Linked DNA regions of Mus musculus: region 2 is linked to region 1. The links are chromatin loops, found by intact Hi-C in ENCODE. Cell type or tissue: gastrocnemius. All regions are shown on one strand.

Region 1 (8,000 bases):
ACAGAAACAGGCACTCCCAGAAGGCTCTTCCCAGCTAGTCAGATGACCCATTTGATGCAGCACGTCTCAGTCACGCATCGACTGTGTGACCTCTGTTGGGGGAGGTTCCTTCAGAAGAAGCCCCGCATCTTTCCACAGCTCCAATAGGCTTTTGTTACCTGTCCCAATAAACCACTTAAAAGAGAAAATCAGAGATTTAATCAACATGGCCCACACTGCGAAGAGGAAATGGTCATGCCAATTATCAGATGAACTTTAGGCTTAAGTAGATGACAGATTGAGGCAGAGGCTATGCACTAGTCAAGATGTGGGTTGTCTTGGTTTTGATTCTGTAAGTTGGTCCAAAGAAATCCTTTCAAGCTGATTAGGATAATTCCTACTCCAGGTGCGGCCTCAGTATCACAGATAATTTTTCCTATGGAGTGGTGGGTGGGTGTCTATTCTGTGAGCCTCTGCTGGTCCTAGAATCCAAGATGACTTTCAGATTTTGAACAGCAACTGAACGCCTTTCTAAGCCCCTGAAACAGAACACTGTCAAGAGGAGGCAGTTAAGATGGCTCAGTCATTCATTCTGTTGCCTTCCGCGGTGAAGGGAACTGGGGTAGGCTAAGGCAGATACTCAAGTGATTCGCCTGTGTGGAATCAACCAGGACTTTGACACAAAGAAGAAGGAGACGAAATGAGGACAGAGATGTGAGTCTGGGTTTTGTGTGTGAGGGCATCCAGAAGAGGGCCTCAGATCCCCTGGAGCTGGAGCTAAATACAGGAGGTTCTAAGTTGGCCAATGTGGGTGCTTGGATCAGAATTCAGGTTCTCTAGAAGATCAGCAAGTGCTCTTAACCACTGAGCCATCTCTCCAGCCCCCTGTAATCAGTTTTCTGTGCTGGAGCTTTCTTCTACTTCTGCCAAGAATTTCCTTTAGGAATGCACTTTCCCATTTGGTTTCGTTTATACAGCTTAGGAACTCCAAGGTCAGCAGCCTGGGATGAGGGCTGCTGGGAAAGTAGGAAGGGATAAAGGGGGAGGTCTGGGAAGGAGGGCCACTCGCTGGCAGCATGCAGTTACCAACCGCACCACTCTGGGAATAACTTCCAGCCAGTTCGCAGGGCAGCTGCAGAAGAGTAGGGGGCCTCTGAGGATGGGCTAGGCAGCACATGAAGATGCAGAAATCTCAGAGAATAGAGGCTGTGATACCTTGGAACTCCACCAAAGAATTATGTCACATGACACCAAACCCTGAAATTAGGCGCTGAGTTAATCTTTTTGCCAACTCTACCCAAAGGAAACTTTTTTTTTTTTTTTTTTTAAAGAAAGGAACCTCATGTGCTCACTCAGTTGCTATTTACTCTCCTGATTTTATTTTTCTTTATGCGTCTCTGGGTGCTTCTGGACCTGTATATGGGTACCAGCAGAGGCCAAAAGAGAGGGTCGGATTCCAGGTGGTTGTGAGCCATTTGACTTGGGGCTAGGACCTGAACTCAGGTCCTCTGGAAAAGCAGCAAGTGCTCTGCTGAGCTGTGCTTCCAATCTCTATTTTAACCTGAGAATGGGTCTCACTCACATATCCCAGATTGACCTGGAGCTCCCTAGGCAACCCCGGATGAGTTTGAACTTCTAATGGCCCTGTCTGCATCCCCCGAGGATACACCATCGCGCCTGATTTACCAGCTCTGAAGTTCTGACGTTTGCAACTGAATTCCGCTGAATCCTTTTAGTTGGCTGGAAAATGTAAGGCTTGAGGCACTACTACTCCTGAGGCAATATAGGATTAAACAAGCAAGAGCGTAGGTTAGCCAGCCCTTTCTGCCCAGAGCCACAGAGTAAAATCTTCAGACTTGGCAAGCCTTTTGGTTTCTGTCATTGTAGCAAGAAAGCAACCACAGACAAGAAATGAGTATGTGTGGCCAGCCAGATGTGGTTTTCTGGCCAACATTTACCACCGCTGGGGAGAAAAGGGATGGAAATCTCAGCCCAAACCAGCTCCATCTGACTTATATACATGAGCTTCTGCCTCGTTCTGGATTCACATTGCAATTATCTAGTGGGGAAGACCAATAAGGAGCCAAGTCCCGATGGCATCAATAGTGCTAATCGTTACTCAAAAGGATACGTTTAAGTAGTAAGTCATTAGAAAATATGTTGAGCAGGGTGGGTCCTCATGTGTCTTGTATCCCCAGCCTTTGAGGCAGGAGGATTAGGATTAGCAGTTCAAGGTGGTCCTCAGCTACCTAGAAAATTCAGTGCTAGCCTGGGATACATGAGATCATAGCTTTAAAAAAGATAACCAGGCAGAGAGAGAGAGAGAGAGAGAGAGAGAGAGAGAGAGAGAGAGAGAGAGAGAGAGAGAGGAGAAGAGATGAAAGTATTATACTTACATAGGCATGCCAATGACACTATTCAAAACCATAGGGACAGAGCTCACCTGTAGGATTAGAGAATTCAATCTTTTGGGTTCCCCCAACCCCCTTCATCCATGTTTTGGGACTGGAGAGCTGGCTCAGCAGTTAAGAGCACAGACCGCTCCTCCAGAAGATTGGGAGTCAATTCCCAGCACCCACTTGGTGGATTAAAACCCATCTGTTAACTCCAGTCCCAGGGGACCCGACACCCTCTTCTTGCCTCTTTGGGTACCAGACACTCACATGGTACACAAACAGAGATGCAGGCAATACATATAAATAAAAACTTTAAAAAATGGTCTTTGTTTGTTTATAGTAGAGTCTCGTGTAGCCCAGGATGGCTCTTCATGCTCTTATGCAACCCAAAGAGACCTTAAACTCCTGATCCCCCTGCCTCCAAGTCTGAAGTACTGGTATTTCAAGTGTGCACCATCACATCCAGCTTAATAATAATAATAATAATAATAATAACCCCACTGCGGGGGACATTTTGTAGAAAAAACCTTCTCCTTGTTATTTTTTAAAAGTTTAAAAGACTTATATGTATGAATGTCGTAAGTGCACATAAGCATGTGTGTGTGTGTGTGTGTGTGTGTGTGCGTGTGTGTACATGCACTAAATGCCTGCCTATTACCAGAAGAGTTGAGCAGAAAGTAGTGGATTCCCCCAGAACTGGAGTTACACATACAATGTGTGTGCTAAGAACTGCACCCAAGTTCTACCCAAAGGCAACAAGTGTTCTTTTGTTTTGTTTTGTTTTTTGGGGGCAGGGTTTCTCTGTGTAGCCCTGGCTGTCCTGCAACTCATTCTGTAGACCAGGCTGGCCTCGAACTCAGAAATCCACCTGCCTCTGCCTCACAAGTGCTGGGATTAGAGGCGTGCGCCACCACTGCCAGGCACAACAAGTGTTCTTCATCACCAGGCCATAGCTCCAACCCCACTTTCTCTTTTTAAAAATAATATTTTCATGTATTTTTTTTCTTACGTAGTCTGTGTATTTGAGGCCCAAAGGACAACGCGTAGGAGTCGGTTTTCCCAGCATGTGGGTTCCTGGGATAGACCTCAAGCTGCCAGGCGTGACCTTAGCTGCCTTTACTCACTGGGTCCAAAGTGGACAGAACTTCCATTTGTTCATAATTCTTTCCTATGGCAAAAGTTTTTCAGATTCGGCAGTCATTCCATGCTTGGCCAGCAGAGGGCACTTTAGGCTTTTCCTATCAGAGCCAGACCACAAGGTCAGAATTCTACACTACGTAACACCAAACAGTGGCTATGCTGTGAAAATCGACCAACTCTAGATTCTTAGTAATAACTCTGGAGTGGATGAGACACACTTATTTATTTTTCTAAGAAGATAGGGCCAGGTATGGGAGTGAGCTCCTAGCACTTGGGAGGCCGAGGGAAGTGTTCAAAATCATCCCATAGCTGGAGGCCAGGGTAAGCCCCAGACCACCTCACAAAATCAAAAGTAAAAAATATTAAACACAAGTCTTATATAAGCATCGTACATATGTACATACATACACCACACACACACACATGCCTACAAATTGAAAATAAATAAAAACAAAAGGACTCAAAGCAACAACAAAAACCAAGCCAGATTTTAAGGAAAAAAGAATGCCCTGCCTAACCAATTCCCTACCAGCCTGTTTTTGGTAGTGAATACTAGAAGCCTTGTGACTTCGTGAAATAAGGGTTTACATTAAAGTCCTAAGGACTTTAATCTACCTGGAGTCCTTAGGACGCAATCGTGCCTGAGAAATGACTGAGTCCAGGGTGGTATTTAAGAAGTTCCCATGAGTACTAATGACGAGTTAACAGAAAAGCTCCTGTGGAAAGATGCTGATTGGCAGGTAATGACTGAGTAGTGATGGTCACTGGCAGGTCATTAAGACCTGGCTCTGGGTCCAGGCCACTGCATTCGCACCCCACCCACAACACTTACTCAATGGGCGACTTTGCGTAGGATGCTTGATTTCCTTGAACTTATTCATGATCTTGACAGACGTGGGTCTCAGCACAGCATCCACCCCGAGCTCCATCGTTCAGGCTCCAGCTCCGGGCAAAGCGGTTTGCCCTGGCCCTGGTTCTTGAGGCGCTCTAGGCGATCCTTCTCAGAATGGCTGGTTATCGGATGTAATACAGAAGGGCTGTATGTTATTTTCTCCTTGCATTCTTTATCGTCTTATTTTTAAAAACAGATCTTAGGTTTTAAGTGTACGGGTGTTTTGCCTGTATAGCAATACATGCCTCTAATTCCATCACTTGGGAAGCTAAACAAGGTGTATCATGAATTCAAGGCCAGCTTAGGCTACGTGAGACCCTTTCTCAAAATAAGAAGATTAGAGAAAGGCTCTACTCCTTATTAATACTTGCTTTTCTTGCACAGAACCCAAGTTCAGTTCCCAGGACCCTCACAGTGGCTCCAGCTGACACCCTCTTCTGGTCTCCTTTCACACAGCACACACATGTGACTGCTTTTCCAAAAGTCCTGAGTTCAAATCCCAGCAACCACATGGTGGCTCACAGTGTACTCATATACATAAAATAAATAAATAAATCTTTTAAAAAAGAAAAATAAATTAAATAAATAGATAAGCCGGGCAGAGGTGGCACGAGCCTTCAATTCTAACACTGGGGAGGTAGAGGCAGGCGAATCTATAAATTCAAGGCCAGCCTGGTCTACAGAGTGAATTCCCGGACAGCCAGGGCTCCACAGAATAACTGTGCCTTGAAAAACAAACAAATAAATGAACAATAAATAAAGTGCAGAAAAGAATATCTTTTATCATTTGGAAAAGAATTGCCTTTCTTCATGAAGCTCAAGAAATATATTCTTAGCCGGGCGTGGTGGCGCATGCCTTTAATCTCAGTACTAGGGAGGCAGAGGCAGGCGGATTTCTGAGTTCAAGGCCAGCCTGGTCTACAAAGTGAGTTCCAGGACAGCCAGGGCTACACAGAGAAACCCTGTCTCGAAAAACCAAAAAAAAAAAAAAAAAAAAAAAAAGAAATATATTCTTAGACCAGAGCCAGGCATGGTGGCTCACATCTAAAATCCTGGCAGAAGGGTTGCTACAATTTTGGGGTTAGCCTGGACTACACAGTGTAGTTTACCTTGGTCTACAAAATGAGACCTAACGACCACCAATGCAGAGGGAGCAGAAGTTAAGTTTATGATCTAACTCCCAGCACTAGCCAATTTTGTCAAAGGCCACAGCAACTTTCCAATTGGATGCTTGCACACGTATTCCCTGCTTGCTGCTTACAATAAAGCCTTGCCCCGATAGACATTCAGGGCTCCCACACACACCAAAACTGTCCTGTGTGACGGTGGTACGTTGTGGGAGCTTGACTAGAATAAAGACCCTGCTGTGAGTTGCATCAGATCGACTCCTGGGTGTGTTTTGGGGGATCACTAACATTTCCCTGTCAAACCATGACCACTCTGCTTCCTGGGCAACCAGACGCGACAGCCACTTTCCCTCGCCTTCCCTCCGTGATGGACTGTAAGCCACAAGCAGCTTTTCTTCCTATGAAGTTGTTTCTCTCAACTATCTTGGTCACAGCAATGCAAAGGAAACTAGCACAGGTGTCTGGTTTTAGAAGAAGAGCTAGGAGAATCTTCCAGAGGACACTGGACTTGCAGAGACCTCAGGACAGAGAGGCAGCTACCAGGTCAGGAGCAGAGGGGAAGACATCCTAGGGAAAGAAACAATGTACAGAGGCCTATGGAGGGATGGAGCCGAGAACTGGGGCTGGATCGCAGGAGATGGTGGTCTCCACTCCCAAGGAGAGGAGGCCAGGGCAAGAGTGGGACTGGTGCGTCTGCTGAGATTATTTACTGTAATGGTGTCTTCACAGAGGGCGAAGTCTTTGATTAGGGTTGGGACAGAGGAGCTGGAGGTTAAATGGATAAATTCAACAAATATTTGACGGTGGGATCAAAGGTCTTGTATTCTTGTATATGCACGGACGGAAAGAGAGTGACCTTTATGTGTCTGGCTGAGTGACAGGGCAGAAGGGACTTTAGTTAGTGACGCGGATATGACCAAACCGGCTGCAGATGTGAAACCGGAACGCCACATAAAATATCTTGCCCTGTACCTGGCAGAGGAAACATAATCGATACTTGTGGTTACTATGTATTATCTCCGCTATTCTGTGTTCCACAATAATGACTTACGGCAAAAAAGTAGCATCTTTGACCTTAGACACAGGACGCCAGAACCAACTGGAACAGGACTCATAAATGAATGGCAGCAGGCCTCTGAAATAAGTTACAGAAAATGTCCCTAGGTGACTGAGCATGAGGCCATGCACTCTAACCACTGTGCTCTGGAGGCAGAGGCAGGCAGATCTCTGCGAGTTCCATGCTGGCCTGATCTACATAGTGAATTCCAGGACAACCAACCAGGCATACAGAGAAACCCTGTCTCAAAACAAATATACAGAATGTCATTAAGAAGTGATCGTGCCAAGGGCTAAGGAGATGGATGTCTTAGCAGGTAAGGTGATTGCTGTGAAACCATGCGGTTGTGAGTTCAGATCCCAGCGCCTGTGTAAAAAAACGCCAGGCATGCCGGCTGTGCTAGCCTCTGCAACCCCAATGCTGGAGAGGAAGCGCAGGCAGATTCCTAGGGCTGCTGGCCAGCTAGTCTAGCAGCCAGCCCAAAACACAAGCTCCAGGTTCACTGAGAGACCTTGTCTCAAAAAATATGGTAGAGGGTGACATAAGATACCGGACATCAACCTATGGCCACACACGCACACACACCCACGCGCATACACCCACGTGCACACACACACACGTGAACCCACACACGCACGCGCACACACACACACACACACAAGCACACACGCACGCCCGCGCACACACAGACACAGAGGGAAGAAAGGGAGTGAGAGTAAGGGAGGCAACAGGGCAGGGAAAGCGAGCGGGGACTGTTGGGGGGGGGCGGGGACTGTTCCGGGGGAGGGGGCGGGGCAGCTATAGCACAGCCCACAGGAGTCGGTTTAGCACTGTCTCAGGTCTGTGCTCTCAATGACAGCACTGAAAACGGGACCATTGAGTGCTTCACATTTAAGCTTTTATTTTGAAAAATAAAATACAAAAGTCATTAGGTTGTAAATGTATACAGTAATTTCCAAACGTCTCTGAAACAATACAATGAATTATTTAAATAATTAAGGTATTTACTATTATCCACATCGATACGTTTCAACAGGCACGAGTGTTCTACAAAACATCGGAACGTGTACATAGAACCTATTCGGAATGAGACTGCCTGATTTTGTTAACAGAATGCCAACTTCAAACTCTCCTTTCCTTGAAATTAAAGACTGGAACCTGGGAAGGAAAGACAAGGACAAGAGGAGCTGTGACAGAACTGTGTCCCTGCTGGGCTCCTCATCCTGAGGGCCATGCATGTTCCTGGGCTCAAGAGCCATCACTTGGGGAGGCCCGGGTGTGTGACACCCCCCCTGGGGACAGGAGGCTGGCAGGTGAACAGGAGCGATGGGCACAGACACTCCTTGTCGCAGCAGACAGCCGTTCCCGAGATTTCCCTTCTGTAGACAAGGCAGCAGTCGTCCCTAGGA
Region 2 (8,000 bases), 230 kb after region 1:
TCATTTATCACGACCCATTTTAGCTCCTTTTTCAATATAGGATTTTGTGGAGAGCTCTTGGTGCCGATTCAAGAATATTGGCGAGAATTTGATAGTGGGCTAGAAGAAAGAAGTAGGCTTGAGATCTCAATCATCTTGAGTCCCTAAGTACCATGGGATGTTTGTCTATGCCTTGCTTGATCCTTGACTACTTTGTTCTTGGCCTGGATCTGACCCTATTCTTCCCATAGACCTTGAATAACATAACAGCAGACTGAAAAAATTAAAGCCACTTCAGCACTTGCTGGGGTCATAGTGAAAGAACCTAGTGGGGAAACCCCCACTCAGCTCCCGATTCGGCGTGCACCCAAGAATCACGAATAGAACACACCTTGATGTAACAACACGAGGTATTTTAATGGCGGAGCTCCGGGTCGAAACATATCTCACACAGGAGACAGTGGATTCGACCACGAGGCTTGGAAGCTAGGGGTTTTTATAGAAAAGGAGTGGGGCTGGGGGAGGAATTGGCACGCGCGGTTTCACATGATTGGTCCATTTAAACATCAGCAGCCTGTAACATTTAACTTAGGTCAGAGGGGTGGGAGCTAGGGAGGCGATGGGCCTGCCCGGGCATGTCCTGGTCTGTTCTGCTATGTTCTCAGCCCCAGGTTTCAAAGCTCACAAACAACTCTTTGGGCTATTTGACATACATTACATGAATCACAGGTCTCAAGTTTTATTTCCTTTTAATAGCACAATGTTGTCTATCTTTTTCCCTTAATCCTCAACTCCCCCTCCACCATCCCCCACCCCCCACCCTTCTAGACCCTATTGACTGAGCTGCCTTGCTCAGGGCTTGTGTTTCAAGTTAGGCTAGTAGCCACTGATAATTTTAGAAGTTTATTAAAGTCAGGTGTGTTTGTAGTGCATACGTGTAAATCCTAGCACATGAAAGGCACATACAGCTCACTACAAATTCAAGACCAGCCCAGGCTACATGGTAAGCCCCTTTTCTCAACTATAAACATTTTTTATTGGATGGCAGCTGTGATGATTTGGAGCCACAGCAAGCAAATAAAACAAGTTTATCCCTATACAATTTAAATTTCAAGGTAGGGTATTGAGTGATTTTTTCCCCCCCCCGTAGGACATCTATGTGTCCCAGATAGAGAATGAATGACATGGTTTGGTGAACTAAGTTCCCTGGAGTCACCTGGAGGAGTAAAAAAATGGGACATGAGAGGGAGTGACAAACCATGACACAAAAAGCCCACTCTAGCCAGGCACGCCTTTAATCTTCAATCCCAGGACTTGGCAGAAGCAGGTGGATCTCTGCGAGTTCCAGGACAGCCGGGGCTATTACACAGACAAACCCATCTCAAAAAACCATGCATAAAATAAAAAGCCCACTGCAGATGTCAAGGGCGGTGGAGGAAAGCTGAATCCCCTGGATTCCGTGAACAAATTCCCGGCATCCTCTCCGCCCTGGATCTCCACCGCATTGTTTCTCCAGCCCCCAAATTAATGACCCCACCCCCACCCCAGATAGGGTTCTGTTTGCCCAGGGTGGCCTCAAACAAGCATAACCTTGAGTACTCCTGCCACCAGCTGCGAGCACTAGAAGTAAGGGGACCAGATTATTAACCTCAAGGGGGAACCTGTTGGTTTTTGTTGTTGTTGTTTGTTTGTTTTTCGAGACAGGGTTTCTCTGTGTAGCCCTGGCTGTCCTGGAACTCACTCTGTAGACCAGGCTGGCCTTGAACTCAGAAATCCGCCTGCCTCTGCCTCCAGAGTGCTGGGACTAAAGGCGTGCGCCACCACCGCCCGGCTGAACCTGTTGAATCTTGTGTTTGGCGGGCTGCCTTGCCTGAGACTTGGAACCGCCCCTCCTTCCTCTGGGAGGGGATGCTGTAGTTCAGAGGGAACAGCTTTGCAAGGGGAGACACAGGCTGACCTAAATCACATGGCGATGACTTGGAGAAAGAGCTGCTTGAGGTGGGGACTTAGGAGAGTGAGCCAGGGGGCTGGAGAGATGGCTCAGAGGTTAAGGGCACTGGCGTTCTTCCTGCGGTCCTGAATTCAATTCCCAGCAACCACATGGTGCTTCATAGTATTGATACTGGGATCTGGCATGCAGACAAAATAGTGTATACATATTAAATAAAATGAGAGAGAGAGAGAGAGAGAGAGCGGGAGCGAGCTCAGGTCATGACTCTGGTTTTTCGAGACAGGGTTTCTCAGTATATAGCCCTGGCTATCCTGGAACTCACTCTATAGAGACCAGGCTGGCCTCAAACTCAGAAATCTGCCTTGCCTCTGCCTCCCAAGTGCTGGGATTAAAAGGCCTGCACCACTATTGCCTGGCTGGGTCAGGACTCTTAAGAATGGTATCTGTGAGCCGGGAGGTGGTTGTGTATGCCTTTAATGCCAGCACCTGTGGGCAGGTGGATCTCTGAGTCACGCATGTGCAGACAGTACTTGTGGAAGTCAGAGGGCAAATTTGAGGAGTCTGTTCTCTCCTTCGATCATGAGGGTTGCAGGGATTGACCTCAGGTCATCATTTGGCAACAGGCCCCTTTATCCACTGAGCTGCCTATGTTAGCCCAGGGCAGAACTCTTCAACAGGACCAATTGAATAGAGTCCTTGATGAATCAGGAAAGCAAGCCACGTCTTTGTTTGTTTTGGTTTTGTGTTTCAAGCCAGGGGCTCTCTGTGTGACAACCTTGGCTGTCCTGGAATTTACTATGACCAGGCAAGCCTCGAACTCACAGAGGTCCAACTGCCTCTGCCTCCTAAGTGCTGGGACTAATGGTGTGCACCACCGCTGCCACTGCCGGGCTCCCAGATTCCCTTTTAAGGCTTATTCATTTTTATGTGTATGAGCAGCAGTTCTCAACGTGTGGGTGGCAAACATCACTGCCTGGCTGCCCTGTTGTTATTAAGGATGTGAGCATTTCAGGAGGAGGGAACAGCAGTTATAAAGACGCCCAAGAGTCCATGATTTAGAAGTGACAATTGGGATGAAATGCTCGTCTTGTTTTGGGGTATGTGATGTTAGGGATTGAACATGAGGGACGAGGCACACATTAAATAGCATTTGTACCAACTGTGTTAGATAACCTTGATTTCTGGAATATTATGCTTTTAGCCTACCCACAGGTTGAGAACCAATGATCATACGCATAAAAATAAATAAGCCTTGTGGGGTTGGGGGGAGCAGGAGAGATGGAGATGGCTCAGTGGTTAAGAGCACTGGCTGCTCTTCCAGAGGGAGGTCTGGAGTTCAATTCCCAGCAACCACATGGGGAGCCATGACCAACTATAAAGGGATCTGATGCCCTCTTCTGGCAGTCAGGTGTACTTGCAGGCCAAGCACTCGGAGGTGGAGGGTGGGGGGGTAAAGTGTGGGAAGCCAGGCAATGGTGGCTCACACTTTTAGTCCCAGCACTTGGGAGGCAGAGGGAGGAGAATCTCTGTGAGTTCCAAGCAACCCAGTCTACAGAGTGAGCTGCAGGACAGCCCAGGCTAGCTACACACAGAAACCCTGTTTCCAGGTTGGGGGTGGGGGTGGTGGTGGTGGTGGTGGTAGATGAGCCTCTGTTAAGAATTTTCATTTTCAAAAATATTGTTAAGCCCAGCCTGGTGGTACATGTCTTTAATTCCAATATTTACTAGAAATGGGTGGATCTCTGTGAGTTTGGTGCCAGCCAGGGCTACATAGGAAAGCCTTGCCTTATACAAAAACAAAAACAAAAGAAAAACAGAAAAGGTTGTTAAAATATGGACTGGCTTAAGCATACTTTTTATCATACCCCAAAGATAAACCCTAGGTATAACTGAACATGAAATCATCACTGTTGCCCTGACAACAGGAGCATAATTGCTAGGACCAGGTCACTTGGTTTACTCCTGGGTGATCTCTGCGTGTTACTCACACCGTGTTTGTTCTAGTTTCCTTTCTGTTGTGAAAATAATCTGGAAAAAAAAAAGGCAACAGGAAAGGGTTTATTTGGGTTACACTTATAGGCCACAGGCCATCTTGGAGGGAAGTCAGGGGAAGAACTTAAGCAGAAGCTTAAAGCTGAAGCCACAGAGGAACCATGCTTGCTGTACCACTTCAGCTACCTATCTGTTACATCTGAGGGTTTCACTAGGTAGCCTTGGCTGGCCAGGAACTCAGTATGTAGACCAGGCTAAGCCTCAAACCCTGACTCTGCCTCCAGAGTGTTGAGATTAAAGCCATTAAAGACACCAAGACAGGTTCAGCCAGTTTCTCCAGTCCAATTACACCGTCCCAGGGAATGGTGCTGCCCACAGTAGACTGGATTCTTTCTACTCAGTTATCAAGACACCCTCCCACCCACCACTGCCTTTGTTGGTGTGACAATCTTATACCTAGGGACTCCTTGCTGAGGCTTCCTTTCTCAGCTAACTCCAGACTGTGACAAAGTGAGCATTAAATCTAACTAGAGGCCTGGAGAGACAGCTCGGGGGTTAATACTAGTGTTCTGTAGTTTCAAAATTATATGAAGTTTGGTTTTGAGTATCCACCCTGCCTGCCCTTGGTTTTGAGTACTCACAGTGGACAGCTTACAACTAACTGTAATAATTACATCTCCAAGGGGATTTAGCATTCTCTTCTGGCTGCCAGAATACACCTGATATATATAGACAGACAGACACTTATTTTTAAAAAGCTAACTTGGAAATTATGAGAATCTCATTTTTTTTTTCGAGACAGGGTTTCTCTGTATAGTCCTGGCTGATCCTGGAACTCACTCTGTAGACCAGGCTGGCCTCGAACTCAGAAATCCACCTGCCTCTACCTCCGGAGTGCTGGGTTCAAAGGCATGCGCCACCATGCCCAGCGAGAATCTCATGTTTTAAGATAGGGACAGCAGCACCCATGTCAAAGAACTGTTGTGAGACCAAAGGGAACCCAGCAACTGTTGAATATCGCCTACTGTTAGTGTTGGCACAGGGTCTTACCAACTCCAAGCCTGGCCCTCAACTCACAATCAATGACCATAAACTTCTAATCTTTGATTCTGTAACTCCCAAGTCCTGGAACTTTAGGCACATGCTACCTACCACATGCCCAATTAATGCAGATTCTGTGGCTTGAATCCAGAGCATCATGCATACTGGACACACTCTACCAACTGAACTGTATCTCCAGTTCTGACAATATCTTATTGTAACACATATTAAAACCTTCAGCCTGATGCCGGGCAGTGGTGGTGCACGCCTTTGATCCCAGCACTCGGGAGGCAGAGGCAGGTGGATTTCTGAGTTCAAGGCCAGCCTGGTCTACAGAGTGAGTTCCAGGACAGCCAGGGCTACACAGAGAAACCTGGTCTGGAAAAACCGAAAAAGAAAAAGAAAACAACAACAACAACAACAAAATCTTCAGCCTGGGGTGGTGGTGTGTACACACATTTCAGCACTCAGGAAGCAGAGGCAGAGGTAGGCAGATCTCTTGTGAGTTCTTGGCCACCCCAGTTTAATAGCAAATTTTAGGATAGCTATAGTTATATAGAGAGGCTCTGTCTCATTCCCTCCCCTAAACCTAAACAAAAACCAAACTTTCAGAAATGACATTTGTGTAGAATTCTTTCTTGTACAATATCCTATCTTATGTCTCCCCCATTTCACTGTTTGTGGTGGTGGTGGTGGTGGTGGTGTGTGTGTGTGTGTGTGTGTGTGTGTGTATGTGCACACATGCATGTGCATGAGTACCTGTGCCCCCTTCATCCCTCCTCCCACCCCACCCCCGCATTCAAGTGCATGAGGGTGCCCATGTAGAGGCCAATATCAATCCTTTTTTTTTTTTTTTGGTTTTTCGAGACAGGGTTTCTCTGTGTAGCCCTGGCTGTCCTGGAACTCACTTTGTAGACCAGGCTGGCCTCGAACTCAGAAATCTGCCTGCCTCTGCCTCCCTAGTGCTGGGACTAAAGGCGTGCGCCAGCACGCCCAGCTACATCTATCCTTTTTAAAGGCCTGGAACACATAAATCAGGCTATGCTGACTAGCCAGTGAGCCCGGGAATCTTCCTCTACCTCCCAAAGGGTAGCATTTTAAGTGTGGGCCAGCTTTTCAAAAACAGGGCTTTTAAGGATCGAACTCGGGTCCTTGGGCTTTTTGCTGCAATCACGTTAGCAAACCAATTACCTCCTGAGCTTGTGATCGCCTCTTTATATGTCAGAGCCCAGAGAGTTGTGAACTGGAGACCAGTTACCTCCACAGTAACTGGAGCTGGAGGAGGGGAGGGAGAAAAAGCCAGAAGAGTTAAAATACATTCTTGCTGTGCTCTTTTAATTGAAAAACCCTAAAAAAGGCATACACACCAGGAAACTACTTACTTAACAATTAATTAGTGAGGAAAAACACTAGAGCAGTAAACTTAAAACCCTGTCAAAAAGTCCAGGTGACCAGCACGGAGGATCTTGGTTACAGCTGGAAAAGAGTTTTTAACAGGTCTTTCAGGTTTCCTGTAGGAAATAAGATGGAGACAAAAATCAGTGATTTCCCCCAAGTCGTAGGAAGAGCACTAGACACTAGAAGGGGTTTGTTTTCTCTCCTCTGGAGATGAGGTGGTTCACTCTTGCTCGTGAGATTCTGAAACTCACAATAATGCCCAGGCAGGACTCCAACTCAAGATCCTCCTGTCTCAGGTTCCTGAGTGAAAGGAAAAGAGGTCATAGTCACTAGTAGGTTGTTTTGTTTATATCTACACATATATATTTATATAGAATTTGTTTATTTTATATATGAGTACACTTGCTGTCTTCAGACACACCAGAAGAGGGCATCCTATTACAGATGGTTGTGAGGCACCATGTGGTTGCTGATAATTGAACTCAGGAACACTGGAAGAGCAGTCAGTGCTCTTAACCGCTGAGCCATCTCTCCAGCCATATATAAAGATGGCGTCTGGCTGGCCTCCAGCTCTGGGACTAAGGATAAGCATAACCAGGAACTTCCATGAACCTCTATCTCCCGAATATTAAGATGAGGGTCCTATTTACAGAGTGCCAGTGATTAATCCCAGAGTCTTATGCTTACTAAGTGAAAACTATCAACTCAACTGTGCTCTCAGCCTCCCCTTTCCTGTCTCCTATAGGTCAGGCTGGCCCCATACTATGTAGCCAATGGTCTCGAACTTTTTTTTTTTTTCCTGAGACAGGGTTTCTCTGTGTAGCCCTGGATGTTTTGGAGCCCTTCAGTAGACCAGGCTGGCCTCAAACTCAGAAATCTGCCTGCCCCTGCCTCCCAAGTGCTGGGATTAAAGGTGTGCGCCACCACCGCCCAGCAATCTTGAACTTTTAAATGTCTTGTTCATTTTTATGTGTTTAAGTGCGCGTATGTCTGTGTGATATACATGCAGCGTCCTCACAGGGCAGAATAGGGTGTTGGATCCCCCTTGAACTTGAGCTATGGACGGTAACGAGGCATCTAATACAGGTGCGGGGATCCTAAAAGGCAAGAGCTGCAAGGGCTCTTAATGGCTGAGCCATCTCTCCAGCCTCTGACCTTGAACTTCTGACCCACTCTTTCACTTTGCTAGTTCAAAGAGGCATAGAGGTGGGCACTATCATGCCCAGTTTCTGTCTGCTGGCTTGCTGGGTTTTGGTTCTGTCAACTCGACATAAACTAGAGTCATCTGGAAAGATACCTCTATTGTAAGACTGGTCAGAGACAAGTCAGTGCGGGGATTTTTCTCAACGCTCAGCTCACTGTGGGCGGTATCACCCGGGGCTGATAGTCCTGGGAGGTACAAGAAAGGTAACTGAACATGAACCTCTGGGAACTGTGCTTCCGGTTCCTGCCTCTGGGTTCCTGCCCTGACTTCAGGAAGGGCTGTAAGCTTTAAGGTGAAACAACCCCTTTCCTGCCCAAGTTGCAAGCAAAAGTTCACGGTGTTTATTACAGCAATTGGAAGCAAACAAGGAGGAGGGGCAGTTTTGTTTTGGGACAGTGCCTCAAAGAGTGTTCCTGGTTGGCCTCCAATTCCAGC

What was found. Peaks named below come from ENCODE experiments on the same cell type or tissue, not always from the same donor. Only the 100,000 strongest peaks of a DNase experiment are listed, where the experiment ranks them.
Region 2: a loop joins it to region 1, with 2.4 times the contacts of the local background. A loop is called at or near these places in 3 of 42 quality-filtered maps.

The regions. Positions count from the first base shown.
Region 1 is chr5:130,135,202-130,143,201 of GRCm38, reverse strand. It overlaps Tpst1 (protein-tyrosine sulfotransferase 1), which reads right to left. Exons shown (of 6, transcript NM_001130476.2): 6 at 7,469-7,994. It also overlaps a transcript of Kctd7 not described here. Among named protein-coding and RNA genes, the nearest start is that of Kctd7, 5.7 kb to the left of the region's middle. In gastrocnemius, a CTCF peak has its summit at 3,585 (motif pointing right); a DNase peak (open chromatin) is centred at 3,583; H3K4me3 peaks cover 253 bases; H3K27ac peaks cover 1,700 bases.
Region 2 is chr5:129,909,559-129,917,558 of GRCm38, reverse strand. It overlaps Nupr1l (nuclear protein transcriptional regulator 1 like), which reads right to left. Exons shown (of 3, transcript NM_026916.3): 2 at 6,613-6,661; 3 at 6,278-6,474. Among named protein-coding and RNA genes, the nearest start is that of Nupr1l, 5.0 kb to the right of the region's middle. In gastrocnemius, a CTCF peak has its summit at 3,323 (motif pointing left); a DNase peak (open chromatin) is centred at 3,341.